5 separate regions of the Mus musculus genome follow, and all the other regions are linked to region 1. Evidence: chromatin loops called from intact Hi-C (ENCODE). Cell type or tissue: left cerebral cortex. All regions are shown on one strand. Links, peaks and the distances in the headings refer to the core of each region. The heading gives the core; the rest is flanking DNA. Region 1 holds the start of St6galnac5 (ST6 (alpha-N-acetyl-neuraminyl-2,3-beta-galactosyl-1,3)-N-acetylgalactosaminide alpha-2,6-sialyltransferase 5). Region 2 overlaps St6galnac3 (ST6 (alpha-N-acetyl-neuraminyl-2,3-beta-galactosyl-1,3)-N-acetylgalactosaminide alpha-2,6-sialyltransferase 3). Region 3 overlaps St6galnac3 (ST6 (alpha-N-acetyl-neuraminyl-2,3-beta-galactosyl-1,3)-N-acetylgalactosaminide alpha-2,6-sialyltransferase 3). Region 4 holds the start of Gm52620 (a long non-coding RNA gene). Region 5 overlaps St6galnac3 (ST6 (alpha-N-acetyl-neuraminyl-2,3-beta-galactosyl-1,3)-N-acetylgalactosaminide alpha-2,6-sialyltransferase 3).

Region 1 (6,075 bases), core at 1-5,000:
CATTTTTTTTATTCACAAATACTTCCAGAATTTGAGGCGGGTCCCTACTAAACAACGAGTGTGAAAATCCAGGGCTGCACTCTGTTCGTCTCACGCCAGTGACCCACACACACCGCCATCCCCAGCCAGACACCAGGCGTAAACTTCCTCACAACCACAGCCCTTATCAGCAGCTTGCACATGCAGATTCCAAGTATGTAACCAATCAACAACCAAGAGAGCAAACAGAGGCTGTGACTGTTAGGCCTGGGCGCTGGCATTTACAGCCCACTCCAGAGGGCTTCCTCCTCAGACAGCCTCCTCCTGTTCACCTCTCTGAAGTCTCTCTAGTACAACTTCCACATTTTCAAAGAAATATCCCTTGCTTCTTCCGGAGAATGTGAGCCCCCTCCTTGGTGAGCCCCGCAGCAATGTATGTACTAGTGCCGACTGCACATGTCTGTCTATCAGTGAACCTTGCTACATGTCTCAGGACATGCCCTGTTTTCTTCCAGCATCCAAGGATGGGAAAGCTGAGCCCTGCATGCAATCCCTTTGGCGTCTCCCATCTTTAGCATTCTACACAGTACAGGTGAGTTGCAATATTTTGATTGTCACTTAAAGTCTGACTTACTCATGTGTGACAAGAGCTATCATCTCACACAGGAGGAACATCTGCAAATACTACTGTTGGTTCACATTCATAAAATGCAGTAAGATACAAAGTAAAAGAGCTGAGAGGTTTCAAGCCATCTTCTAGACAGGGAGGGAAAGTGTGTTTTAATAAAAACACACTGGCAATTTCAAATAATCAGAGATGCATTTAAATTGTATTAAAACATCTTTGGAATCAGGAAACCTGATTAGGTTTTTCCCAGAGGCTTCCTACGCTGAAACCAGAGATTTATTTATTAGTCTAAGGAAAGGAGGTTCAATTTAAATGAAAAAAAAAAAAAAAACAACCCAGCTTATTAATTATTAGCCAAGCCACGCAGTTGCTTCCTGGGAGGCAAAGGAAAACAGGCTTTTAAGCCAAAGGGAGCTGAGTGTGTTTCCAGCCCTCCATGCCTGCCAGAGCTGGGCTCCCCAGGGACTGGGGCCTTTCAGCCCAGAGCAGTCCCCAGCAGAGATCAGAGGAGAACCTGTGGAACTGAGCCCTGGTGGAGGCTCTCTCTTCTCCCCTCTGGTGGTGCAGGAAGAACCTTGGGGCTAGTCCCTGCAAAATTCTGCTTTCCTCCTACTCCGCACCCCCCCCCCCAACCCCGCAGGGCTTGGCTGGAAAATACCAGGCTCCAGAAACTGAACATCCATCTGCAGCTGCTATTACCGGGTGTCCGGATTCTAGACCAGGACCGATGGGGTTCAGGATCCACTCACATCATTCCTATTCCCTGATAAACTTTGCATCCTTCTTGGAATAGAAAGTCACAACTAGCATGCAGCCCTTCCTGCCCTAACTGGTGTACCACCTTCCTGCTCCCCCAAACTAACAGCTGCTCTGGTGGCTCACTACCCCAGGAAGGAGGAAGGATCAGGGGTACAGAGTGCCCAGGCTGAGCGGCGGGTGGGAAGGACGGCGCACAAGCTGTCACCTTGTGGTCTGCTACACCGAGGTATCCTTCGAGCTGCCGGGGTCCTGCGGGGGCGGTTCTACGTGGCTGGGGACTGCTCTCCACAAGCTGCGTGCTGCCAGTCGCGGTTGCCGCCTGCTGCTGCTGCTGCTGCTGCTGCTGCTGCTGCGGGGGCCGCTCCTTCTGGCTGCCGAGGCTGCTGTACACGAGCAACAAGCTGGTGCACATGGTAGTGAGCACTAAACACACTGCCAGACCATGGCGCTGCAGGCGGGCGGGGGAGAGAGAGCAGAAGACAGTGGCTCAGGGTGCACCAGGGAAGCTTGGCTCCTTATTGGCACCAAGCACAAGTCCGGAGCATCCGCCCCAGCCTTCCCAGCAGCCAGAGAGCAGAGGTGACACGGTCTTGCGCACCCGTCAGGGATGCTCCTGCATCGCTGCTCACAGCCCGCGTCTCACAGTGGAGGGCAGGTGGCGCGCGGTGACCAGTGCAAGGGTGAGCGCGTCCGCCCAGGGTACTTTGGGAAGGAGGATCTAGACTCCACCTAAGCTGCTCGGATTCCAGCCCTCCAAACACCCTCTCTTCTCGCCCCCCTGAGGCTTCCTGCAGAGATCCCCGCTAAGTTTGAAATCCGACAAGAAAACCAAGAAAGTCAAAGATGGTGCTTCCTCCCCGCCCCTCTGAGTTTGTGCCCAGCGGTCACAGTGGGACACCCTCCATCCCTGGAGAGGTCAGCCTGCTCCTCTGCTCTCCAGTCGCCCCTTGGATCACTCGCTAAAGATCCAGGAGCCCAGGCATCCCTAGCGCCCATCCCGGATTCCAAGCCAGGTAGAAAGTTGTCACCAATGACAGGTGACCTCTTGGCACAGAGATAGATACCCGGAGAGGCTTCCCCAACGGTCTAGGAGACCCAGAATCCCAGGGGTCTTTGCCTCTGCTTGGCAGAGTTGGAACAACAGACTCACCATCAGGGTCTTCATTTTGGGCTCCTCTTTTGTGCGGAATTCTCAGGCAAGCGCGTCCGGAGCCACTTTTTCTTGGAGGTTGTCCATGGTGGGTGATGGGGCGGAGGCTGCTCAGATGCTCACCTGGCAGTGACGGCAGCTGAGCGGGAGCAGGAGCCGCGGGACCGGGAAGCGCTGCTGTTGCAGAGATTAGAGGAGAATTAAAACTGAGCCGGACCCTCCGAGTCTTAGCGATCCACACACTGCCGCCTGCCGCCGCCTGCTGGGTCCTAGAGTCCTCTGCAGTCCCCCTCCCAACCCCCAAACCATCTTCTCAGTGAAGTGGAATTTCTGGGGCAAGACTGTTACCATAAAGGTGCACCCATTCCTTAGTTTGAAGATTTATTATCTTTGAATGGGGCTGTCAAGTTAAAAGGACGCAGAATCCAGTTTGATCCTGAACACGGTAGCCATTTGAAAATTTACTAAATTTTCAGGTTTGTGATTTTAATAAAGAAACAAGTTAGCCTCCCAAATGTCAATCGATCTCTTTAAATTTGCATTTGTGTTTACAGCCTGGCAAATGTGATCATGGGATTGTTTTCCTTAAAAATTACGCCGCTGTAATAATTTCTAGTTGTTTTCAAATGTCCTTTCCCTCCCTAATTCTGCTTTGACAAATCATTAGTCTCCTGCTTCCCTTGGACCGTACCCTTCCATGCAAATGGCTTCATTCATCATTTGCTCCCAAGAACACAATTTATATTTCTACTCAACCTGCGAAGTCCCTGGTGCTCATTTAAATGATTTTAAAGTTTTGGAAACACTCGGTGCATCCCATTCATGTGATTAACCGTGAACTGTAGAGTCTTCCTAATGTCAGTGAAGAAATATTAGCTGTTGAAGATAAAAAGTGATCTCGCATCCTAGGATCCTGAAGGCTGTGATTCGTCCCTCCTGCTGTCTGGGGCACTGGTGGCGTATACTTTCACAATCAGGACCTGGATTCCAGTTAAAAGCTGGATCATTGTTCAGTGCTGAGTTCAGATCAGTAGCCTGCTCTAAGTATGCTCTTGTCCCTACATCTAATTAGAGCAAGCATTTGTTAAACCTCTAATTTAGCTGAAAACGTATTTCAGCCACGTGACATTATTCAGTGAACATAGTCGTCTTAATGTCTCTCTTAACACTGTACATGTAGCCGTGTGAGGTTGAAGATCACATTAAGAACGATCAGCAGGCCACCTGAACCATGGGCAGGCACAGTGAGAGCCCTTGCAACTCCCCCTTTAATCTTCTCTAATCTACCGCTGGATGGATGGCACAACGGGGACTATTTTTAACGTATGAGGCCCATGTCCAAACTCTATTAACAAAGTTAAAATTATTGGTTCAGTAATGAGCATCCAGGAGACAGAAGCACACACCATGGAGCCTTTCGAGGAAAACACAAAAATTGGAAATACTATCCGATACTGCCAGCAGTGCGGTTAGCTATTTATTCAATGTGTGCTGTGGGCATGAATAGTGCCCGTTGTCTGGACAGGCAAGGCAGCAGGCAGAGGAGAATCTTATCGGGTCTTGGCAATTCTTTATTGTATGGCTGCACTTGACACTCAAATTAATGAAACAAAGGACCAACTTGATGAATCATTGCAAGCAGATTATCTGTGTTTCTCCAACACGGCTTTCGAGATGCAGCCAGACGAAGCCCCTGCCTTCCTCAGATTGTTCTCCTCCGTCTAGCAAGCTGCCCAGCAACCGATAAAACACTTCTCATATATTCTGCGCTGCCAAAGAGAGACATCGTATTTATGACTTAAGCTCATGGCGGCACATTGGACATCTGTTACACGGTGTGTCTGACCAGACTCATTAAGCTTATGATTTTTCCCTCCTCCTGGGATGGCAGTTAGCTGGTCACAAAATTACTTACAAAATGAGTACATTTAAATTTTTAGTTCTGAGCTTGATTGAAAGAACTTTAAGGTATCTGGCTTTCTGATAGTTGATTGGGATGGTAAGACTCTTGGAGGGATTCTGGCTTGGGAGTCAAAAGGACAAGGTAGGGCCAGATGAAGGTGGAGGAGATAAGGAATGGGAGACAATTCAACTTGACGATTATGTGGTAGTCACCTGTCACTCGATAGTTCTGTTTAGGAAACATGGTGGTGGAAAGAGAGAGAATTAAGCATAAACGTTTTCCTTTAAGGACTCAGAACTCTGTCTCTCTGTCTCTCTCTTTGTATCTCTGTCTCTCTCTCTCTTTCTGAGTATGTGTATAGTGAATTTAATGAACAGACAATGGAGGAGTTCTATCGATTCAACATATGTTTAACAAGTATCTACTTTGTTATGCACCTACTGTGTGCTAGGTACTGGGGCCTAGGCTTGCAGTTTCAAGGGAACAGCAGTCAATATTCAGGCGTGGACTTTTAGGTGATAGGGAGCAACCAATGTGCAGATTTGTTTCTTAGCTTTGCCTCCTACTTCATTAAGATCTGAGGGGTGTGCTTTTCATGGCAACCCTTACGTTGCACCGACAAGTGGATCTCTGTGTCTGAGGCTAGCCTAGTCTGCATGTCAAGTCAAGACTACACAGTGAGATCCTATCTTTAAAAAAATAATCCAAGAGGTTTGAGATTTCAAGGGTAACCTTGTACATGTATGTACCTTTCAGTTATTGATCTGACTAGCCACAGTGAATGTAAAATAGGCAAATTCCTAAGTATTTGATGGACTTGGAGGAGAAAAGACAGGTAGACAAGTCAGTGGAAATGTCTGGTTTGTCTAGCTTGGACACTTCAATCCAGAGTGGGACAAGTCACAATTTGCCTCTTAAACCCAGGTAGCTGAGACAAATTTCTCACCATTTAAAACATTGCTACATTTCTACCTCTTCTGCTATCACATTCAATCAAATTGATTCCTATTTCTGAAAAAAAGAGAATGGAAAAGAAATTGAGTGTTGCAAAATGTAGTTTCTGTGATAAAAATAAGCTGAGAATTGTTGAAACAAGGCATGTCCTAGGTGACAAGGAATCTGAAATTTGGAGGGAATGTTAGCTTTGCACAGGGCCTCAAAGAACACAGAGATACTAGAGGAGAAAGAAAGACACATTGAAGTCTGCCCACAAGCTCTACTGTGGTTCCTCAGGAAAAGGTCCTTTCATTGTGTGTGTATATGTGTGTGTGCACACACATGTATGTTCATATGTGGATGTGCTTGTATGTTCATAAGTGTGTGAGTGTGTTTGTGTGCATGTATGTTCATATGTGGGTATGAGTGTATGTGCAAATGTATGCTCATATGAGAGTGTATGTATATATGCTCATATGTGTGTGAGTGTATGTGTATATGTTCATATATGGGTGTGAGTGTGTGGGTGTGCTTATATGCTCATATGTGGGTGTGAGTGTGTGTATGCATGTATGTTAATATGTGGCTTTGTATGCATATATGCTCATATGTGTATGTGAGTGTACATACATATATGTTCATATGTGGGTGTGTGCATGTATGTTCATATGTATGTATATGTGTACATGTAGGTTCGTATGTTTGAGTGTATGTGTGAGT
Region 2 (5,000 bases), core at 1-5,000, 250 kb after region 1:
GACTTTGTCTTTTTGAAAAAAAAAAAAAACCACCTTTTCTTTGAGATTTTACATTTTAAGTGAGACTTAGTCAATTAATAAAACTGATTAAATTCAGAATAAAAATCAAGATGTTAAGTTATTAATAAAATGACTAAAAGCAAGCATATGTAGCAACATATCCCTTTATGGTTAGTACACAGGGGCTTGTTTTTTCAGAAATACATCTATAATCTCATACCAAATCAAAGATTTTTTTTTAAAGATGATGTCTTAATTAGCATACACTGTCCAACTCCACAGTGTATGGTGCACTGTTTTACACACACACACACACACACACACACACACACACATACACACCATGTACATTGTCTTTTATTTTAAGGACATTGCTGCCTTTTGCTTTTCTTCCAACTCAAAATCTTTTACTTTAATGACTTCACAAGCAAACTAGTGGCATCTCAAGTTCACTCTGGGGAGACCTCAGGTTCATTTCTGTGTTTTTTCTCCTCCCTGGTCCCTTAAATTCATCTGCTTGGGTGCATTTCCTCATCCACTCTCAGACAGTCACGGCTTTATTCTGGGTGCATTCACATGTGGCTATACACTACACATGCATGCCTGTGACCCCTTCCCTCATTCAAACTCGTTTGCATTTCTGCCTCCCCACAGAAGTGTTCAGTCTCCATCTCTATCCAAGTGGCCCTGATGGTTGTTCCCTCTCGGCTTGTTCCCTGTACTCTGAGTAATCCTTAGCTTGCAGTCTGTAGGCAGCTAGGGTCCTCTTCTTATTTTTCTCTTTTCTGAAGCCCCTCATCCCCCAACTTCTCACTCTTTGCAGTACGCTGTCACCAGCTCACTAGTATCTGTGTATGTCTTCCTCACAGCCTTGAGAGACAGGCTTCAACTGTTCTTCGTCATGGCCAGGCCTGAGTGCCAGCTGGGCCATCGATTCACTGCTGGGGTCTTGACAGGAAAGACTAGGAACCCATCTTAGGCAGTGTCTTTGCAGATGGGAACACCTCTCCCATGTTAAAGTATCTTAAGGATTAACACGACCTTGTCTGGACTTTACATTAGCCCATAGTAGAACTGTCACACATGTAAATAGGCTTTCTTTACCTTCTGATTTAATCTCTCTCTCTCTCTCTGTCTCTCTCTCTGTCTCTCTCTCTCTCTCTCTCACACACACACACACACACACACACACACACACACACACACACACACACACTCTCGAAGGATTTCTCTGTGTAGACCTGGCTGTCCTGGAACTCACTCTGTAGATCAGGCTGGCCTCGAACTCAGAAATCCACCTGCCTCTGCCTCCCGAGTGCTGGGATTAAAGGCGTGCACCACCACGCTCAGCACTTCATCTCTTTTTAATATTCTCTTTAAACTCTGGCAAAAAATTTCTATTGCTTCCTGAGCCAATGGTTTAAATGCTTTTACTCTTTAATTACATCTTTGGAACCAAGACCCAATGTCCCAATTTCTCTATTGATCATAAAATAACCCACACTTCCTTTAAATTACCTGCTCATCTCATTTAAGTCTTCCTAGAGCTCTAGTAATGTCCTAAGGAACACTAGGAAATAAAATGGGAAAAGAATCCAAGGCGGAACGTGAACCTTCTGTTTACCTGGCAGAGACGTCTCTGTAGGGTGTGTACCAGCCATGGTGCACTGTGTGCATTTTGTAGACATCCCTTTTCAGGAAAGTGTTTAGCAAAATGGCATTTGGAAAAATACATTAGATAAATGGCTTCTGAAGTAGTGTTCTAATCTAATTATTAAAGCCAATCCATATTCATAAGTTAAAGGCTGGCAAAAATACTGCTTTGGTGCATTTATTTTATAATAACCTTGATGTGTTCTACAATGTCCCAGCCAGACACTTCAAGGCAGGCCCAGCCTGATTCAGTCAGCACAGTGAAGCACTCGTGGGGTCAGGAGCGCCTCACACACTTGCTGAGGCAAGCATAGGCATGTCCTGGGAGCCAACACTGTTTGAGGGGAAGGAGCAAGGGAAGGTGAGCAACAATCCTGTGTTATCAGTTCCAATCAAGTTGTGTGTACCCAGAGGTGGCTGGAATACAGACAGGAGTAAGGCTGGTATGACGTCACTGGAGACAGGAGAAAGCGATCTTGTTTCTAGACTGTTTTCTCTCAGTCTGATACCCAGGTTGCTGTAGCAACATGTCTTAGGAACAACAGCCATTTATTTTTCAAAAATCTATGGTTGGAGGTCTATGTGCCTGATCTCTGTGCTTTAGTAAGGGCTTTCTTCTTCAGTGTGCACACTGCTGACATCTTGTAGTGTCCTTCCATGCTGAGATGGAAAAGAATAAAGAAAGCTCTCTCTTCATTCCAAAGACATTACTCTCACTCATGGCAGGGGTGGGGTGGGGCGGAGCTGTCTTCCTTTATTGTACATCTAATCCTAATCCTATTCTAATTCTTTCCCAAAGACCTGACAGCCTCATATGATAACTTAATGATAAGAATTTTGAAGGTAGAAATTGAGTCTATAAGATATACCTTAAGAATTAACCTTTGCTCCAGAATTCATTTTCATGGCAAGTTATTTCTGTTACCACTAGGTAAGTTTTCCAGTATGAGAGAATAGACAGAATATATACGATGTAAAATTGTAAATTCTGAAAACTATTTTAATGATCATGATCTCATTGATATGCAATAGCTGAAACGATGAGAAACGATGGAGCAATAAAATAATCAAGCAACCTATTTTATTATAATTGCTAAGATATTTCAGGTAAGTCTTCCTTTTAGAATGAGGGTATTTTTTTTTTTTTTTTTTTTTACAGAACACTTAGCTCCTTTGCAACATGAAATGTCGGGAATACTACCTTTACAACTGGCAGAAACACAAAAGCTTCTTAAAAATTTCAAGAAATCTTACAGAAACCTTTCGGTTCTTTGCATGCGGAAGAGAATTACCAAGGAATTTATTTTAATGGGAACAGCTAATGAAAAAAGAAATGAGAAGTATTAATAGTGTTTCTTCTATCAAATGTCTGGAAATAAACAATCATAAAATATTCACAAGGGGGAGAGGTGCAATGAACCCACAGCCATGGGAGGAGGGCAGAGGCAGAGGAAGCAGAAGCAGCTGCATTACTGTGGGAAGTAAATATTTCAGATCTATCAAGTTGTTTCTCCTCCAAGGAAAAATAGAGAGATGCCTACAGCGTACTTTTTCTTTTTGGAATTAATGTTCATCTGAGCGCAGAAGGGGCGGAGGGCAGGTGTCGGTGTAGTTGGAGAAACCTCCTCGTCAGGTCCTCCGATAAACGCTCGGTGAAAAGAGGCCTTTTTTGCGGATCTAACGGGCGCAGTACTTGTTTTTTAATTTGTGAAGCAGGGATGGCAGGGATGAGCAGTGGAGACCGTGCTTGTCTATAAAGTGAAGCGGAATCTGAGTACAGCCACAATCGGCAGAAGGATTAGTGGAGGTTTGATATGGCGCATTGCTTCCCCCTATCACTGAACAGACAAGAATAGATACAAAACCAGTTTTTGATCCAGGAAGATTGCAATAGGATTAGAATTCATATTTCTTTCCCAAGACCTCACCATCTGTTTCTATTCTGAACCTGTGAGCAACACTTTGCAAAACATTTCCAAGCTCTCATGGGCTGAGGTCCTTCCTCTGTACCTGGGCATAGCTCAGAGTTCTAAAAGCAGTGGGGGCAAGCATGGAAATGGGCGTTGAAGAACGTGGGATCCTTGCCCTCCCAGAAGCCTCCTGTGTGTTGAAGAACCATCTTGATTGAGAACACATTTGATAACAGCCCTAAACGTAATGCTTCTGTCCTGGAAGGCTAAAAATTTTAAATGTATTTAGAAATAAATTTACCATATTTTGAAGGGACAGCTTTCATGATCAGAAGCCCCACGAATGGGACTCTAGAGTATTTATAGAAAACACCCGAAGGGCAGGTTTGGCTCTCAGACTCCATTCTTGTCTAGTAAGCACAGGGCCCTGTGTTTATGATCCAGGGCAAAAGGAGGAGGAGGGACAGCAGAAGAGGAGGAACTAAATGGAGAGGAGCCGGAATTCCACTCCTTTCCATGCTCAGCCACAGAGATGTGATCAAGGAACAGCTGCGACTTCCTTCCTACCTGTACCGGGTCCCTGCCATCATGCCTTCCCCACCGAGATGGGGGGGGGGGGTCTGCTCACACCCTGAGCCACAGGAAACTTCTCCCTCATGCTGCTTCTTGCCAAGAATTTGGTCATAGTGACGAGAAAAGGACCTCGTACACATATCTTCACAGTAGAGCCCTTTGCTCTCCTGCCACCCACCACGCCCAGGATGATTGGAGGAAGTCTTGATGCCAGGAACCCATGCCCAGTCTGCTTCTCCTCATGGTGCAGGGTAGGGCAGTCTACAGACCTATGGAGCCATCGTGTCTGGGAGAGCAGCCACTCCTGCATGCTTCTCAAACCCTGCTTGGCTGTCCCTGGTTAATGCTACAGCAGGCCTGAATCCCAGCATAGCAAGGCACCAACCTAAAACATAGGCTTCCTAACTTTATCGTAAATTTCCAGTCATCTAAATGACCCAAGTGCAAATGCTCTCGGTGTACGGTCTTTTGTTTCAGTGTACTACAACCCAGAGTCTCCCAACCCCTCACTGCAAGGTTGCATATTTGTTCTTGGGGCTGACAAAGTAGGATCCAGTCCCCGGTCATCATCATGCCCATCTGGCCCCCACCCAGTTATCCCTGTTTGAGTTCGTTTGATCATCTGTCACACAACTGGGGACATTCAACTCTCCATGCCCGCCACTCTTGAGCCCTCCTGGATTCATGTCAGCCACAGGAAGTGGCTGCTTCTCAGACCACGCTGGGTGCAGAGCAGTCAGGGGATCTTGCCTTCACTGCACTTCACTCCCTTTAGAGTTACAGTTTCAAGTCATTGTCAGGACACTTGTCCAGGTTCTCTTGCTAGCCTGCTTATGTAGGCACAGCCTAGGGACTGTCTTCCTG
Region 3 (5,000 bases), core at 1-5,000, 350 kb after region 1:
TGGGGTAAAAGTCTAGTGAAACCATCCTAAGTCAGCCCAGAACTGACTGTGCAGCTCAAGTAACCGAAAGTGCAGTGGACCCTGACTATCTGTGAGACACCCCCAGAAATCCGCTCCAGGGTGTGTGTATGACAGATTCACCAGAGGGCTGCCCCAAATGTCTAAGGAATACTGATTCAAGACATGCCAAATGTAGATTTTTTTTGAGATGTATATTTTTTTCTGCTCTTTTTGAGATAATATAATTGCATAATGTTCATCCCTTCAAGGCCTCTCCTGTACCCCTCCTTTCAAATTTATGACCCTTCTTTTCACTAATTGTTATTGTATGCATATATGCACATGTAAATACATAAACATTCATAAAGTAGCCTGCTTCATTTGTATGACGTTACTCATACAGGTTTTCAGGGAGGACTATTTGGTATCACATGACCCATCCGTGGGCTCTTTCTTGGGGAAGGCTATTTCTATGGCCCTCAGCCTTAGTTGCCTGACTTGCTTTCCGCAGGGTTGAATCCTTGTGGGTTTCCTCCATCTACTTTGTCTTGTCTGTTGTTGTAGTCCTGTTCAGCTCACATTAAGGTGGTGGTGTTGGTGAGATTTTATGAGTGTGGCTTCAGACATCACTAGAAAACAGAGTCTCACAGCAAAGCTGCTAGTCTTCTGGCTCCTACAATCTTCTCACTGGCTCCTCTCGTGTTACTGAGCCTTAGGTGTGGGAATGTTTTGTAGATTTGGATAAAGCTCCACAATTCTGAAATTTGACTGGATGTAGTTTCCTATAATGATCTCCAACTGTTGCAAGATGAAGTTTCCTGGATGGGGTGAGGACTACACTTCTCTGTGGGCATGAGGACTGCACTTCTCTGTGGGCATAAGGACAGGTGTTTGCATTGTTGTTAAGGATCACCTTGGTTTAGTAAAGTTGTGGTTTTAGCTTCTTCTTCTTCTGTCATATCTTTATACAATGTTACATGGTGTGTAATCTTAAATGTGAATGTGTAATCAGATTAACAAATTAAATGTGAATTAGTCATTTGATAATTCCATTTGTAATTCCAATATGTATTGCTTCTGTTGGTTAGATCTGTTTGTAATGAAACCACCACATTGGATAATATAATATTTTTCCATATCCTGCTTGAAGCAGATTGGAATCTCTACATCGTTTGATGATAAACCTTACTTTGTTCTGTGACCCCAGTGAAGGTGAACAGTCACAGACCAACCCTCCAATCTACTGTTCAGTGATCTCCCTCCTGTTTGCAGCAGACATCTTTCCAGAACATTCTCATCTTTCCCTGAGAGTCACGCATCAACAGTTACATTGTATCTTGTGGAGTAAGGAATAGTTGATCTGCAGTGTATACAGCATGCAGAGGCTATACATCAACAGTTACATTGTATCTTGTGGTAAGGTAGAGATGATCTGCAGTGTATACTGCATTCAGAGGCTACACATCAACAGTTACATTGTATCTTGTGGTAAGGTAGAGATGATCTGCAGTGTATACTGCATTCAGAGGCTACACATCAACAGTTACATTGTATCTTGTGGTGTAAGGTAGAGATGATCTGCAGTGTATACTGCATTCAGAGGCTACACATCAACAGTTAGATTGTATCTTGTGGAGTAAGGTAGAGATGATCTGCAGTGTATACTGCATTCAGAGGCTACACATCAACAGTTACATTGTATCTTGTGGTGTAAGGTAGAGATGATCTGCAGTGTATACTGCATTCAGAGGCTACACATCAACAGTTACATTGTATCTTGTGGTGTAAGGTAGAGATGATCTGCAGTGTATACTGCATTCAGAGGCTACACATCAACAGTTACATTGTATCTTGTGGTAAGGTAGAGATGATCTGCAGTGTATACTGCATTCAGAGGCTACACATCAACAGTTACATTGTATCTTGTGGTGTAAGGTAGAGATGATCTGCAGTGTATACTGCATTCAGAGGCTACACATCAACAGTTACATTGTATCTTGTGGTGTAAGGTAGAGATGATCTGCAGTGTATACAGCATGCAGAGGCTCTGCAGTGTATGGAGCATGTGCAGAGGCTACCTCCAAATTCTATGGCACAGCACATCTGCAGTTTATACAGGGATCCTAAGTCCCCATGGCCTCTGAAGGACAGCTGAGCACTGAGCCCAGCCTCATTCTCACTGAGGGGTGTGGACTTTCCCCTTCAGATAAGAGGGAACTACTGTACTGCCCTGTCCTTAGCTCTTTCTAACTCTTCGCCTCTTTGTATCCCTTGTTTCACCAACTTCTAGGCCTCTTTCTTCTTGGTTTGTGGATTGGCAGGCTGGGAAGGCTCCTCAAGACTAACAGCTCCCCACACAGGCTGCCCACAGTTATGCGCCACTCCTGGCCAAGAATGCAGAACCCCTTTATTTGAATTCACTTATCTCCAACTATTCCAGAGATGACTCCTCTGAGAATCCCAAATAAGGCTTATTAACAATCATGGACAGGTCTCCCAAAGAAGGCAGACCATCTGGCCCCTTTGGCAATGATCCAAATTGTACACTTTAAAAATGAATCACCACCCAAATAAATGAGAAATAAAGTAAAGACTACTGAACTTGCCAGTTCCTTTATGCATATGAAGAAGTGTTAGCCTACAGACTGGCTCACTCTGTCACAAGGAAGGCTCCCACCTGAGCCACAAATGAGCCAGCCTTGGAGGGCAGCGACTTCTGGGTACAGACATATGGAAGGGTCATTTGTTTCTCATTTGCTCGACAGATAAGAATATGGAAACAGTCTCGGCCCATTTGTTTGATGGGCCTCCTAAGCCAGTGGTAAACAAAGCAATACAATTAGTTTGGCTAGTCATCATTAAGAAAGTCACTGCTGGGACCCAACTTAATGACACCTCTCCCTCCACAGGAATGGCTTCTCCATTGGTGGTCTGAAAAGTGGTAATGGGTGGGTGGGAGGGAGGCACCCAGACCGTGTCTATAGACTCAGAAAGCCCAGTGCATATGGGAGTCACAGCATAAGCTTGTGCTAGATGCCCTTCCTGCCCTGCCACAAAGCCTTTGGAAGCTCTTTAAGTAAACCTGCATTCTATAGAGAGCTCGGAAATATAATAATCCTAGCAAACCAAAACAATCATTAAAGATTAAAATGTCTAATCCTGTATTAAAACATAACCAGAAGGTTCTACAATGCCTGGAGAAGGCTCAGGTGATACACCAAACCACCCTGGGACACCGCCTTCGCCCTCTGCCTTCCAGTCAAACCTCTGACACATCATTACTAACAACCAATTCTCTGTGAATAAAGGCAATCCAAAGAAGCCATGACCTGTTGAACTCCCAGAAGACCTGCTCTGACAGTCAACTGGGAGAATCCTTCATTTTGTTTCTCAGTACTTAGGTCTCCAATAACCCTTATCTGCATGTTATGTGGGTTATTTTATATGAGTGGAGGGACCATTCACACCTTTCCACTTGCTACTCTTTAGACTTCAGCCATAAAACAGATCTAGCTGTCTAATTGGAATTGCTGCAATTTTAATTTAGAAGTGATATCAAGTGTTAAAGAATAAGAGGCCATAAACCAAGGAGGAGAAGGAATCTGTCAGTTGTTGTCATTACCATCAGCATCACCATCATCACCACCACCATCATCACCATCATCACCATCATGATCATTATCCTATACTCCACAAGGAAGCAGGGGCCTGGAAGCGCTAACTGCTTTGTCCAGGTTGCCACACGTGATGATGAAAAATGAACATGTGGTTGAAGGGTTTCCTCTGGTATCAGCCTGTATTTCTGAAGTTCTTCACTGTCTCAGAGTTACTATAGCTGTGATGAAACACCATGACCAAAGCACCTTGAGGAGGGGAGGGTCCATTTAGCTTGTACCTTCACATCCCTGTTCATTGTTGAAAGCAGTAAGAACAGGAACTCACATGGGAAAGGGTCCTGGAGGCAGGAGCCATGGAGGGGTGCTGCTTCCTGGCTTGCTCCCCATGGCCTGCTCAGCCTGCTTTCTTATAGAAGAACCCAGGACCACCAGGCCAGAGATGGCCACACCCACAGTGGGCTTGGGTCCCCCATTACTCACTACTTACGGAAATGCCCTACAGTCTTGCCTACAGCCCCATTTTATGGAAGCATCTTCTCATTCGAGTCTCCCTCCTCTCAGATGACGTTAGCTTGGGTCAAGTTGACACTGAGCCAGCCCACACATTCAGTAACAATGATTCCTGCAATGAACTTTGGATGTTTAACTTCCTGTTCATCTTGTAGTCCCTCCCACCACATTCCTGAGAGAGATCATCAATGAAGTCAAATGATTTATCCAAGAACAATCAGCTTATAAATGATAACACCCAGTCATTTATAAAACATGCAGAGAAGGGGGAGGGACTCTGTGATTGGGGGGGGGAGACTGGGAGGAGGAGCCACTGTAATATAAATAAATAAATACATACATACATAACATGCAAGCTGAGATCCATTCTAATCCTTCTTCCTTCCCATAGTTCTGTGCGATGCTCATTGGTTTAAAAGTGAGTGTTTAACAGTACAGAAGGGCCTGGATTCTGCCCTTATCAGACTGTGCTGAAGGTAAAAAGTAACTCTGGACACTTTGCCCCTTCTTAGAATTGGGAACAAAACACCCATGGAAGGAGTTACAGAGACAAAGTTTGGAGCTGTGACGAAAGGATGGACCATCTAGAGACTGCCATATCCGGGAATCCATCCCATAATCAGCTTCCAAACGCTGACACCATTGCACACACTAGCAAGATTTTGCTGAAAGGACCCAGATATAGCTCTCTCTTGTGAGACTATGCCGGGGCCTAGCAAACACAGAAGTGGATGCTCACAGTCAGCTATTGGATGGATCACAGGGCCCCCAATGGAGAAGCTAGAGATAGTACCCAAGGAGCTAAAGGGATCTACAACCCTATAGGTGGAACAACATTATGAACTAACCAGTACCCCTGAGCTCTTGACTCTA
Region 4 (6,075 bases), core at 522-5,521, 96 kb after region 1:
TGAAGGAGAAAGGAGGACGGGAAGAAGGGGAGAGGAGAAGCCAGGCTGAAGCTCCTGAGCTCCTCAGCTCAGCTAGTGATCCCCTCCCCTGGCAGCTACACCACCTCTGCTGGCTGAGGAGGCTTCTGCTAAGAGTTACATGGTTTCTGGACCCCTGTGTCTCAGTGCGCCCTCCTATTGGGATACAGTCTGCCCTTAGAGCTGTGTGGTTCCTGGGCTTCTGTGTCCTAAGGCACCTTCCCATCCAAGCAGAAAGACCAACACTTAGGCTAGTACTCTCTAAAGCTGTAAGTTAAATAAACATCTTCCTTTGTACAGTAACCAGACTCTGACACTTTGTTGCAACGTTGGAAGACTCTGACACTTTGTTACAATGTTGGAAGACTGACACTTTGTTACAACGTTGGAAGACCACCTCAGACACATTTAAATGCTGTAATGTCTCTTCCAGTATGGGTGCTTAAAGTCCTAAAGGAACTTAATAAGCCTTGCTGGATTCATTGATTTTGTATTCAATGGATGTTCTTTCTTTGAAAACCTTTATTGAGATGCCCTGAGGAAACATGCTACATGTTACATACCTGATGTTCATAGTGTCTTTGGATTTCTAAGCCTTATAAACATTCTTGGTTACTAGAGGTGTTGATGCCACCTTTATTGGGCATCTTATGGCTTCCCAGGGCTCTTATGTCTCACTCTGTTGCAAATATATTGTCATACATAACCTGTAAGGGTAAGGCTTAATTATAGTGATATGAAAAAAATTAGGATTACCATGTCAAACTACAGTCCACGTGCAGTCTCCAGCCACTCCTGTGAAGGAATGGGGCTTGCTTCAATATTTCAGTTATGATCAATTTTGTGTTTGGCTTCCTTCAACATCTTAAGAGAATGAAGTCAAGCTCTAAATCTTTGCTTTATTAATTAAAAAAAAACCCTAAACATTTAATTTTTATTTAATTATAAACTCAGTTGTGTAACTGATACAAGACTCTGGGTAGCTTGAGCATCAGTCGTTGTTTTCTACACTTTAGAGGAATGATATTTAGCTTTTATGGTCACTACATATGCTGGGCCCGCTGGCGTGAGTCCCTGCAGGGGCTCGCCTGTCTCTCCCTCCCATCTCCCTGTAGGACAGGTGGGATTACATGTCTGTGCTACTACACCCAATGTTACATGGATTCTGAGGACTCTAAGTCAAGTCTCCATCTCATATAGCAAGTCCTATACCCACAGAGCCATCTCCCCCAGCCCTGGTGGAACTTCGGTTAGATAAAGGAAACACAGAATCTTTAAAAACACACATAGTGGGGTATTTCTGACAAGGTAGCAGCTGAGTTTTAAAGGGAAGCAGAGATTTGGGGAGTCACATCTTTCCACTTTCCTTTTCTTCCTTTCCATTGTGGCTCCTTCTGTCTTCCATCCGCTGATACTGAATGGCATGTCAGTTCTCAGACTTGTCCAATTCCAAGCAGTCAGAGGGGATGATGAAGGCGGAAAGGCTTTAGTTGCCCTAAATTCCAACCTTGGTTTTAGCTGGACAGATTGGCACATGCTTGCTATCCCCATACATACTAAGAACGTCAGATCACCAGGGCAGAACATCTGATAAATAGAAATTGAAGCTCATCGCCTGACTAAAAGTTTGTATTTTCTGAGATCCCCCCGTGCCTCTTTATACATCAGAAGCTTCCTTGCAAGCTAGGACTCAAGTACATCAGAGCAGGAGAGACTTAACAAGCCTTTTAACTTCGCTGTTTATGGCTGACTTTGAATTCCCTTTAGGTTTAATCCTTAGAAATAATATTGCTCTGAAAGATTTTGCAAAATGCTGGTCTCCTGACTCCTGTTATGATGGTGTGGGAAGAAAATACCACGCAAGGGGAACTTTCCCCTTCACCCTTTTCTCGAAATGAATGAAATGTCCTTTAGACCACTGGCAGCATCCTTACTACATCAGAGTCAGAATTGTTGCAGTAGAGCTGGAAAGAGAAAGAAAGGTCAGCTGAGGACCTCCACTATCCAAACCAAGCTAAAGTGCACAGCAGAAAGAAAATTTGGAAGGCAAAATTGTTGAAACCAAAGAGAAGAGGTGTGGGGCATATCTCACTGGTAGAGTACTTTCAGAGCCTGTACTTTCAATGGCTCTCAGCTCAATTTACTGCAGAGAGATGGGGTGGAATTAGTAATCACAAGGACAGGCCTCAGGTACGTATGAGGACATAAAGATCATGACAGGATTATGCTGGAGAAGGAAAGCAGCAAGACCAAGAAGTCTGTGCTCCCAGGAGATTGAACTGGGGCTCACTGAGCCCTGAAGGGGAGTTGAAAGTGACATAGGAGCCAGGCTTAGAGAGAGAGTTGCGCAGAGTCCTCGCAGAAAAACTCAGGGCAGAGGAAAGAGATAATGATAAAAGACCTCTCAGAGCCCTGCCATGGAAGGCCTCCTGAAAGCGGATCAATCATGCAGAGTACCATTTTGAAATTACTGCCTGTCGTCTTAGCTACGAACCCCGTTAGCCCTTTGTGCTTATTGGGGTCCCTTTTCCTGATAGAATACAGCCAGTCGTCCATCAGAAATGTAGCTCTGTGTTCGTCAGAAGCGAGCTGTTGCACATAGCCATTCCTCTGTCTTCGAGCCCCTTACCAGTTCTTAGTGCCTTTTGTGTGGTGCTAGGGGCTGTGGAATCTCAAGGCTCAGGCGTACTGGGCAAGAGCTCTGCTGCCCAGCTCGCCCAGTGCTCACAGGTCTTCTGAAGGAAGCAATGCTGGTGTGTTCAAGAGCAGTGTGGAAAGAGGAGCCTCTGGGTTGCATGGGGGGGGGGGGGAGGGACTCAATGGTCATGAGGGTGTTCCCAAGCTGCAGTTCCAGTTTTGACCAGTCCCACAGTATGTCTGACTTAACATAATCCATGCATGGAGCACACGTTTACAGCCAACCCTAAACCAGCCATCAGTCTATTTACTGTGGAGGAAAGTTAGAGAAGGCATGGCTAGATGAAGCACCCAGGTACTAGAGAAGGCATGGTCGGGCCCTAGCTGGATTTAATGAAATTCTTTCCAAATGGTGCAGTCTGTTTAAGGGAGAACTGTTGTCAGCATGGGCACCTGGTAGACATGGAAACATGCCAGTAAGTGAGTTTGTATTTCCTCTTCCTTAGCTGTAAATTGTATCAACTCATTTAATAGTAATTCAGTTCTTCCTGAGATTAAAGGAGGTTTTTGTGGGCTCCGCCCCACACTGGCCGCTCGTTGGTCTGCTTAACCTTTGCATTCAAACTTCCTGGTATAAAACCGCTTTCTGTGTCCTTGACTGTTCTACCTCTCTGTTTCTGGGACCAGCGTGTGCTTGCTCCCAAAGCAGAATTCTCCCCGGCTTAGCAGTTCCTCCTGCGCTCTTGGGGACAGCTGCTTGACGGTGACTATGTGGGAAGCTGGAGGCTGTCCAGCTCCATTGGCAGAGACTAATCATTTAGAATGTTTTGTTTCTTTCATTTGTTTCTCACTCTGCATTGAAGAAAAAGTAGAAGAAAAAGAAAAAGAAAGCTGGAAATGTGTCTCCCGAGTGGGCCGTAGAGGTAAGTGTGTGGGCAAAGTTGGAGGGATGGGACCAGGCACACGCACCCTCCCTGCCACCTGTTAGCTGAGAAATTCATCTCCTTTCTCTTCTGTGCTTTGTTCCTGCCATCTGCTGAGCTATATTAGTCAGGTCCCTGCGGTTACACATACAGGAACTAACTTGACCTCACACAAAGACAAGGCATGATTGAGAATACAGGGACCTTTTCCAAAACCCACCATGGATATGAACACAGGTAGTCTCCATCTATCTCTCTACCATCTACCATCTGTCTACCATCTAACTATCCATTTATCTATCTATCATCTATCTATCTATCTATCTATCTATCTATCTATCTATCTATCTATCTATCTATCCATCTATCTATGATATCTTTCTCTATTTTTACCTTTTTTAATGTCTATCTGCCTCTCCTGTGTCTAGATTTCCTATCCAAGAAGAGCAAGGTGCTTATACACAGCACCTAACTCCAGATCTTAGAAATCACTTAGCTGATGAGCTGGGCTCTTCACAGTCCTGGTCCCTTGTCTGCCCCGGAATACCTCAGTGACAACTAGGTATCTAGCATACGTTTGCTGAGAAGATCCACTTCTACGGACCGAGAGGCCATTTCTGAACAGAGGAAGTAACTGCAGATTGGGCAGGCTGAATAGATCCCCTCACTCTGGAAATGACCCATACCACACCCAGCTTTCGTAGATCCTTTCAGTTTACTGTATATATACATTTGATATAGAGAATATGCAATCATTGTAATTATTCAAGGCTGTCCACTGCCCTAGGCCAAATTCCTTTGATGAGTGTCACTATAATTATACTAGTCACGAATCTCTATGTGTCCACATTTGGTATTTAAGTTCTTCAAACAGTTGTTTTGTCAACAGAATGGAGGGTGGTAGACATCTGAGTGCTTCTGCTCGCTTGACTCCATACCTTGTGTGATTTGAGTCTGTAATGTCCTCTACAGGCTCCTGTCATGAACCCCAGCTCCTGAGTGAGGGGGGCTACTTTGAAGACTGTGGGGCTTTTAGGAGGTGGGATTTAGGAGGAATTAGGTCACTAAAGGCAAGCCATTAAAGGTTATACTTTCCCCCAACCCCAGCCGACATCCTCTGTCACCTGCATACATGTGAACAAGCCTTTGCCTCACACTGTCTCTGTGGAAGGAGTCATTCCACCACACTCTTAATCCCTCTGAAACCAGAACGCCCTAAAGAAGCCCTTTTGCTTGCACTGCCCCTCCCCCATTAAGGATTTTTGATACAGTGATGAGAAAAGTAATTGACATAGTGCCTAACCATAAGAATATAGGCGCAATTGATCTTTGTATGTCCCATTTCCCCCATTTTCCTCCTACACATTGGGAAAGGAGAGGGTGATAATCAGAGGTCTGAGGACTTGAGCCAGGCTGCAAGTGCATCCATCATTTGATCACAGAGTGTTTGTTCATCTGGCTCTCAGTTTCCTTCATTCTTTCTCCTCACAGCCTCAGAGAGAACTAATCCTGCTGACACATCAGTCAACAGGGCTGCACGATAGTCAGTTTCTGTTGGGGAAGCCACCCCATTGTGAGACTTGGTTACAGCAGCCTTCTGAAACCAGCAGAGCTCATGATATATGTGTGTGTCCCCAAAGCTATCATTTTAATATATGTTTTAAGATGGCGTGTGAGTTATGACATGCTTCATCAAGTCTCTGTGGCATGACTTTTTCTCTTGGCGTTGCAGCTTATAAACAGAGGTTACTGAATATATTGTAAGGATGCTACAAATGATACAGCTGTCCACATTCTTATCAATATTTCCTATGTCAACACATAGGTATACTCTGCTATTGCATATGTAAAGGTTCACTGCCACCAGCAGTATTAGTACACTACCATGCTGTGTGAACTCAGGAGCAAACAGTATCATCTGACATTCAAGGAATTCCAAACCAGCCTGGTGAGGCTGTGTGGTAGTTTGAAAGAGAATGACCCTGTGGGCTCTGGCATTTGCATGCTTGGTCTCCAGTAGGTTGTGCTGTTTCAGGAGGATTAGTAAGTCTTGTTGGAGGAAGTGTGTCATTGGAGGTAGACCCAGAGGTCATTCCCATTGTGCTTTCAGCTGGCTTCCTGTTTGTGTTGAGATTTGAGCTCTCAGCCTTTCCTACCGCCATGTCTGTTACTTGCTACGATTCCCTGCCATGATGGACTCTGATCCCTCCGGAGCTATAAGCTCAAATGGGATCTTCCTTTTATAAGCTGCCTTGGTTATGGTGTTTTATCACAGCAGTAGAGAAGTAACAAATACAAACAGATATTTACAGTCATAAAGGGTTTGCTTCCATGAACAACTAAATACAAGATGCCATTGGGAATTCATGAGACTTTCGAGCTGCCAAGGGAAGAGCATGAGACACTAAGTGGGAGAAGAAGGAGCATCTACTTGGACTGAAGATATAAATGGCCACTCAGCCGAGGAGAGTTGAGAAGGGGAGGGAGCAGGTGAGTC
Region 5 (5,000 bases), core at 1-5,000, 500 kb after region 1:
GGAACTCATTACAAAGCCCAGGATGATCTTCAAATTCCAATCTCTCTGCCTCCACCTCTCACATGCTGGAATCACAGGCATGGCCTTTTTATTATTGTTAGTTTTTATCTTGAAAAACTTTAAGCCAGTACCAGATGAAATGGATAAGAAGATATATATTGTATCCCTATCCCTACACTCACTAGTGTAATATAACATTTAACATTTTTATATAGTCTATCACTTAGCAATTCTATACACGCGTATGTGTTAAAGTATTTCAAAATACATTGCAGAACCCATGATCTTTCATAATATGTACCACAAACAGAAAATTTAAGAATAAAACATTTCTATGGAGCTAGAGTGACACTCAACAGTTAGAAGTGCTTTCTACAGAGGATACAAGTTCAGTTCCCAGCATCCACAACCACCTGTAACTCCAGCCCCAGGGGTCTGATGCCTTCTTCTGAACCCTAGGGGCACCATCTCTCACAAGTACACATACTAACGTATACACATGAATGAAAATAAAATACAATCTTTAAAATTAAACACTCCTGTATACTATTTAGTTCACATTCAAATCCTACCAGATCAAAACTGCATCAATCCAGTTTGCCATTTTTCAGTTTCTGTAATCATGCTCTATATAACGCTTATATATAAACATTAAGTATGATTCTAGGTTAGGACATTAGCAGCCTCAAAGGTGAGAGGGCAGAAAGGGAAGGTCCTGAGCTGAGGATGGAGAAGAGCTGCTCAGAGTGAGGGACCAGAGACTGGCAGCTAAGTTTATCACTAAAACCTACAACTCAAAACTGCAGAAACGTCCAAGCTGTGATGCAATCATGTGGTTTTGAGAAGGAAAAGAAAGGTCAGATTATGAGCCCAGGCCTCTTCTTTTTACACAGGGGCATCAACAACATCGAAAATCAATTAAACCAAAGAACATGAAAACACAGAAACAGTCCCCCTTTGGCACCCACTGTTACCTCCATCCAAATGTGTATAAAATCATTAAACTGTGAGCACCATAAACAGTTCTCCTTTCCTAAATGGTGTACAGTTCTACATAATGTAGAGAAATCTCACCTTATCTGGCCTGGCCCCTCCAAGGATCTGAGTCATAAAGTTATTTTTCTGTCTGTGTTATATTTGCTACCCTCTTGTCAGTCACCCAGCAGGCCAACTGTCAAGGTATTATGGTATATAATGGCTAATCTTCATTATCAGTTTGACTGGATTTACAGTCACCCAGGAGACACACCTCTGAGACTGTCTTTGAGGGTGCTTTTAGAGAGGCCTATTGGGACATGGAAGACTCGCCCTAAATGTGAGTGGTATCATTCCTTATGCTGAGTCAAAGCCTGGATCAAAAGGAAAAGAGGAAGCCAGTTAATCTCTCTGCTTCCTGACTCTGGATGCCATGTGACCAGCTGCCTCACGGTCCTGCCCCCACAGCTGGAGCTGTCCTCACCACCACCATGCCTGCATCATGCTGACTGTAGCTTCCAAACATGATTATCCAAAATGTATCCTCCCTCCCTTAACATTGCCAAGATGCTATCACAGGAACGGCTGAAGAAGTTATAGCGTCAGCTTCAGGTTTCCATCGGTACAACTGCCAATGTTCAAGAGCAGAAATGCTACGGAGACAAGGTGAACCAAGCACGGAAGGACAGAGGACCTCTGCTCTATGCAGCAATGATGCAGGACATGCAGGAAAAAAAACCCATAGCACACGGCAGTGTTCAGAAAGTCTTCAGCTTCAGGTCTCAGTAACTGCAGATCTCAGCTGTGGACCTTGCACATATCTCCATGCACAGGAGGGAACATCATGTGCCCTTATCTGCAGACACTAACCCAGATTAGCAGGTATCTCCCTGAAGGTCTTCTATGTTGTCTTTACCCTGACGGCCACTCTCCGCCCCTGTGGGGTTTCACTTCTTCAAGAGTCTCAAACACAAAAAGCAGCCCCGGAGAAAGCAAGGGGGAGGTGGGACATGCCAAAGGGACATGATAGGGAAAACACATCACCATTAAAGGAATCTTAAAAATGGGTTGTCCCCAGGTCACTGAGGCATCTGACTCGCCATCTTTGCACAGTGGATCTGGCATACACTATACTGACATACATTGCTGAGCATCCTACAGGAATTCTACCCTTCCCCAAGGCGCATTTAGGTTAGATCCCTTGTTAGTCTCCAGTGCAAGGCCCCCCAGTGGTATCTGACTTATGTAATGAAATCTAAGTAACTGCCCAAGACTGGATTCTCTTCTTTAAAAAGACATTCAAGGTCTGGAGGTTTTATTGGGAGAGAACAGAGCGCTTCTCCTCCACTTGCTCTTCACTCTTGCACGCTCTGCCACATGCACATTTGTTTCTTTTGTAAAAATTTATAAAGAGAAGCTCAAAACATCTTTGGCTTTGACTATGACATTTCTGTTTTAAAGCAGCTACTTTGATGGACACATCAACCATATGGTCTAGCGTATTTTTCAGAAGACCCAAGTATTGTGTAACAGAGAGGAAGGCTCTTTGTTAGTTTGAGGCATGGGTTAGTACACGAAGCACAACACAGACACATTCCACGGAAGCCTGACTAGACAGAAACTTCTGCACACAAAGCTCCCGAGACCTCAGAGCCCAATCTCACTCTCAAACCACCTCTCCATCTATGTGCATCATCCTCATCTGCTTGGGCTGCATAAAACTGGCACCAGCAGTTTCAAAATTCTTGGTTTTCAGGAAAGAAAGAAGATTAGAAAAATCTATCACGCCAAGGTAATTTCAATTTCTGCAGCCTCGCTGTGTCTCGGGAGATCTCAGTCTCACGTGGTTTGGGAGAGGGGTGGCTACACCCGGCATACAGAGCTTCAAATTAGAGTGAGTAAATGGAGACTTGGCTGCGTGCTTTTGAAAGGCTGCCAGGCTCTGCTCAGCTGTCTTTTCTACATCAACTCTCATGTGCGAAGGAAATCAGAGAGAACAAGTTGCTGAGAACGATGCTCTTCCGCATGTGAAATGTACAGAAATCACAGGTGGTCTCCCGGACTAAATTAGACTTTCAGGGTAAATCAATAGGGTCAGCAAGTGCGTGAGGCAATAAAACTAGACCAGACCAGTCACGGCTAAATAATAAGTTATCCCTGTCAATGTGGAATCTTAGAAAATAAATGGCGGAGGCCACTTTCCAAGCGTACTCTGTATGGGCTATTTTAATTGGCAGGATGCTCTAAGAATAAAATTCTCTTCATGGCAAGTTCTCTCTGAGTTTCTAGAGCATAGATTTTGAGCACCAATGGGAGAAGGGGGTTTTCTCATTGTACAACTGGTAGCGTGTATTCAAATCCAATGTTTACAGATCTCTAAGTTTCAATCTCATTATGGGGCTTCTCAAATAAAACTCAAGCACACATTATAATCCATTAGGCACTGTGGGCGTGTTGGGTTATGTATGCAAGGAGACCAGAGGTCGAGGTTGGGAGTTGTCCTTTATGGTGCTGTGCTTTTTGTGTCTCTCTGTCTCTCTCTGTCTGTCTCTGTGTCTGTCTGTCTGTCTCTCTCATTCCAGGACACTATCCCTCTCTGAACTAGTCAGTTCTAGGGTTTTCTGAGCAGGTGCTGGGGACAGACATGCAGGTCTTCATGATTGTACAGACAAGCACCTGACCAAGCCATCTCCCTGGCCCTTGTCATTTCTTTTTAACATAATACTCTATAAATTACATGAGAGAGTCAATAATATATCATAAAAAAGGTTTTCAGTTAGATTATTTTGACAACAGTTGGTGACTTTAAGTATTCTAAGCTCATTTAAAGAAGTCTAAGCCAAATGTGTTCTGTTTTTTACTTCTCTCTTCTCTCCTCCCTCCCCCTCCATACTTATGGGCATAGGAAAATATACACACATCTATATTCTTAAAATTATTCTTAAACAAATGCATAGGGGCATATGTCAAAGACACACTAGAATCAGTTAAGAGGAATCAATAGGACAATTAAGTTAGTTTAATAGACAACGGAAAAGGCTGCCAGAGCTGAGCAGATGGATAAATGGACAGACAGGAAGGGTGGATGAATATGATCTTCAAGCTACATATCCAGAGAGCATAATGCTCTAGAGTAAGCAACCCCATGCCTGTTAGAAGTCCTTTCCTTGTGGCTGGACGACAGTCACTTGCATCTTGGTTCTCTGCATGTTGGTAGCATCTAAACTTCGCAGGCTCTGGACTGGAACCAATGGTAAAGAGTAAGGCAGATGAAATCCCATTGGCTAACAATCAGGTGATCTTTCAGTAGGCTTGTTAGAAGATGCTCTAGAATGACAGCCACCCCATGGCAGGGAGAGTGTTAGGAAGAGAGGAGGGAGTGCAGAGGGGGCAAGGCTTGTGGTCATGTGAAGCAGACATGTTCCACAAGCATGGCCATTCTGCCCTCAGCAGACATCCTTTGTCCTCCTCTGGCATGTCATTCTAGGTGTCTGCATTGTGCTGATCAGACCCCACAGCCATCAGAATGGTGAGCAGAGTAAACGTCACGGTTTGCTGGCATCCTCAGATATCTCATGATAGAGACACAAATGGACTAAGGCAGATGGCCAAGTAAATGAAAACCTGTGTCAGGTGTCAGCAACAACTCAGGGCGTAGAGTAATGATTCGGGCACAAAGGATGTGGATACAGGCAGGGAGGGGAGGAGACAGGAAATGCACATTCAGAAACGTGATGGTGGAGGGCTTCTCCATAAGCAACATGATTCCAAACCAGACCTTTCTGCAACTTGTATGTGCTTCTCTACCATAACACCATGTCAGCATCCTCTACAACACTTCACCACTTGTGTGTGATTCACTCACATGTTTACTGGCTTCTATTACATCAACGAGTTCCAGGAGGCTCAATACAGGTCTTGTCCCCTAGCTTGGCTCCTAGCTCAGTGTCTGGCATCTAGTGGCTACCATACCTCGGATGGATGGATGGATGGATGGATGGATGGATGGATGGATGGATTGGATA

What was found. Peaks named below come from ENCODE experiments on the same cell type or tissue, not always from the same donor. Only the 100,000 strongest peaks of a DNase experiment are listed, where the experiment ranks them.
Region 2: a loop joins it to region 1, with 2.4 times the contacts of the local background. A loop is called at or near these places in 4 of 42 quality-filtered maps.
Region 3: a loop joins it to region 1, with 3.0 times the contacts of the local background. A loop is called at or near these places in 2 of 42 quality-filtered maps.
Region 4: it touches region 1 in a loop (4-fold over the local background); 5 of 42 quality-filtered maps call a loop at or near these places.
Region 5: a loop joins it to region 1, with 2.5 times the contacts of the local background. A loop is called at or near these places in 3 of 42 quality-filtered maps.

Annotation. Positions count from the first base shown.
Region 1 is chr3:152,979,487-152,985,561 of GRCm38, forward strand. St6galnac5 (ST6 (alpha-N-acetyl-neuraminyl-2,3-beta-galactosyl-1,3)-N-acetylgalactosaminide alpha-2,6-sialyltransferase 5) reads right to left here and starts at 2,724. Exons shown (of 5, transcript NM_012028.5): 1 at 2,517-2,724; 2 at 1,572-1,814. The coding sequence starts at 2,531. Gm46830 (a long non-coding RNA gene) reads left to right here. Exons shown (of 4, transcript XR_003954686.1): 3 at 495-571. In left cerebral cortex, for the core only: CTCF peaks have their summits at 1,162, 2,025 and 2,764 (motif pointing left); DNase peaks (open chromatin) are centred at 421, 1,199, 1,456, 1,799 and 2 more places; H3K4me3 peaks cover 3,052 bases; H3K27ac peaks cover 2,541 bases.
Region 2 is chr3:153,232,964-153,237,963 of GRCm38, forward strand. All of the region lies in intron 3 of St6galnac3 (ST6 (alpha-N-acetyl-neuraminyl-2,3-beta-galactosyl-1,3)-N-acetylgalactosaminide alpha-2,6-sialyltransferase 3), which reads right to left. Among named protein-coding and RNA genes, the nearest start is that of Gm33066, 11 kb to the left of the region's middle. In left cerebral cortex, for the core only: no CTCF peak of the experiment used is centred there; DNase peaks (open chromatin) are centred at 2,125, 3,499, 3,992 and 4,342; H3K27ac peaks cover 2,178 bases.
Region 3 is chr3:153,331,957-153,336,956 of GRCm38, forward strand. All of the region lies in intron 3 of St6galnac3 (ST6 (alpha-N-acetyl-neuraminyl-2,3-beta-galactosyl-1,3)-N-acetylgalactosaminide alpha-2,6-sialyltransferase 3), which reads right to left. Among named protein-coding and RNA genes, the nearest start is that of 1700012D16Rik, 36 kb to the left of the region's middle. In left cerebral cortex, for the core only: a CTCF peak has its summit at 2,359; no DNase peak of the experiment used is centred there.
Region 4 is chr3:153,074,962-153,081,036 of GRCm38, forward strand. Gm52620 (a long non-coding RNA gene) reads left to right here and starts at 3,310. Exons shown (of 2, transcript XR_003954593.1): 1 at 3,310-3,578. It overlaps Gm40182 (a long non-coding RNA gene), which reads left to right. Exons shown (of 3, transcript XR_867778.1): 3 at 1-253. In left cerebral cortex, for the core only: no CTCF peak of the experiment used is centred there; DNase peaks (open chromatin) are centred at 3,142 and 3,488; H3K27ac peaks cover 852 bases.
Region 5 is chr3:153,479,395-153,484,394 of GRCm38, forward strand. All of the region lies in intron 2 of St6galnac3 (ST6 (alpha-N-acetyl-neuraminyl-2,3-beta-galactosyl-1,3)-N-acetylgalactosaminide alpha-2,6-sialyltransferase 3), which reads right to left. Among named protein-coding and RNA genes, the nearest start is that of Gm46831, 27 kb to the right of the region's middle. In left cerebral cortex, for the core only: no CTCF peak of the experiment used is centred there; DNase peaks (open chromatin) are centred at 2,002, 2,386 and 2,877; H3K4me3 peaks cover 347 bases; H3K27ac peaks cover 862 bases.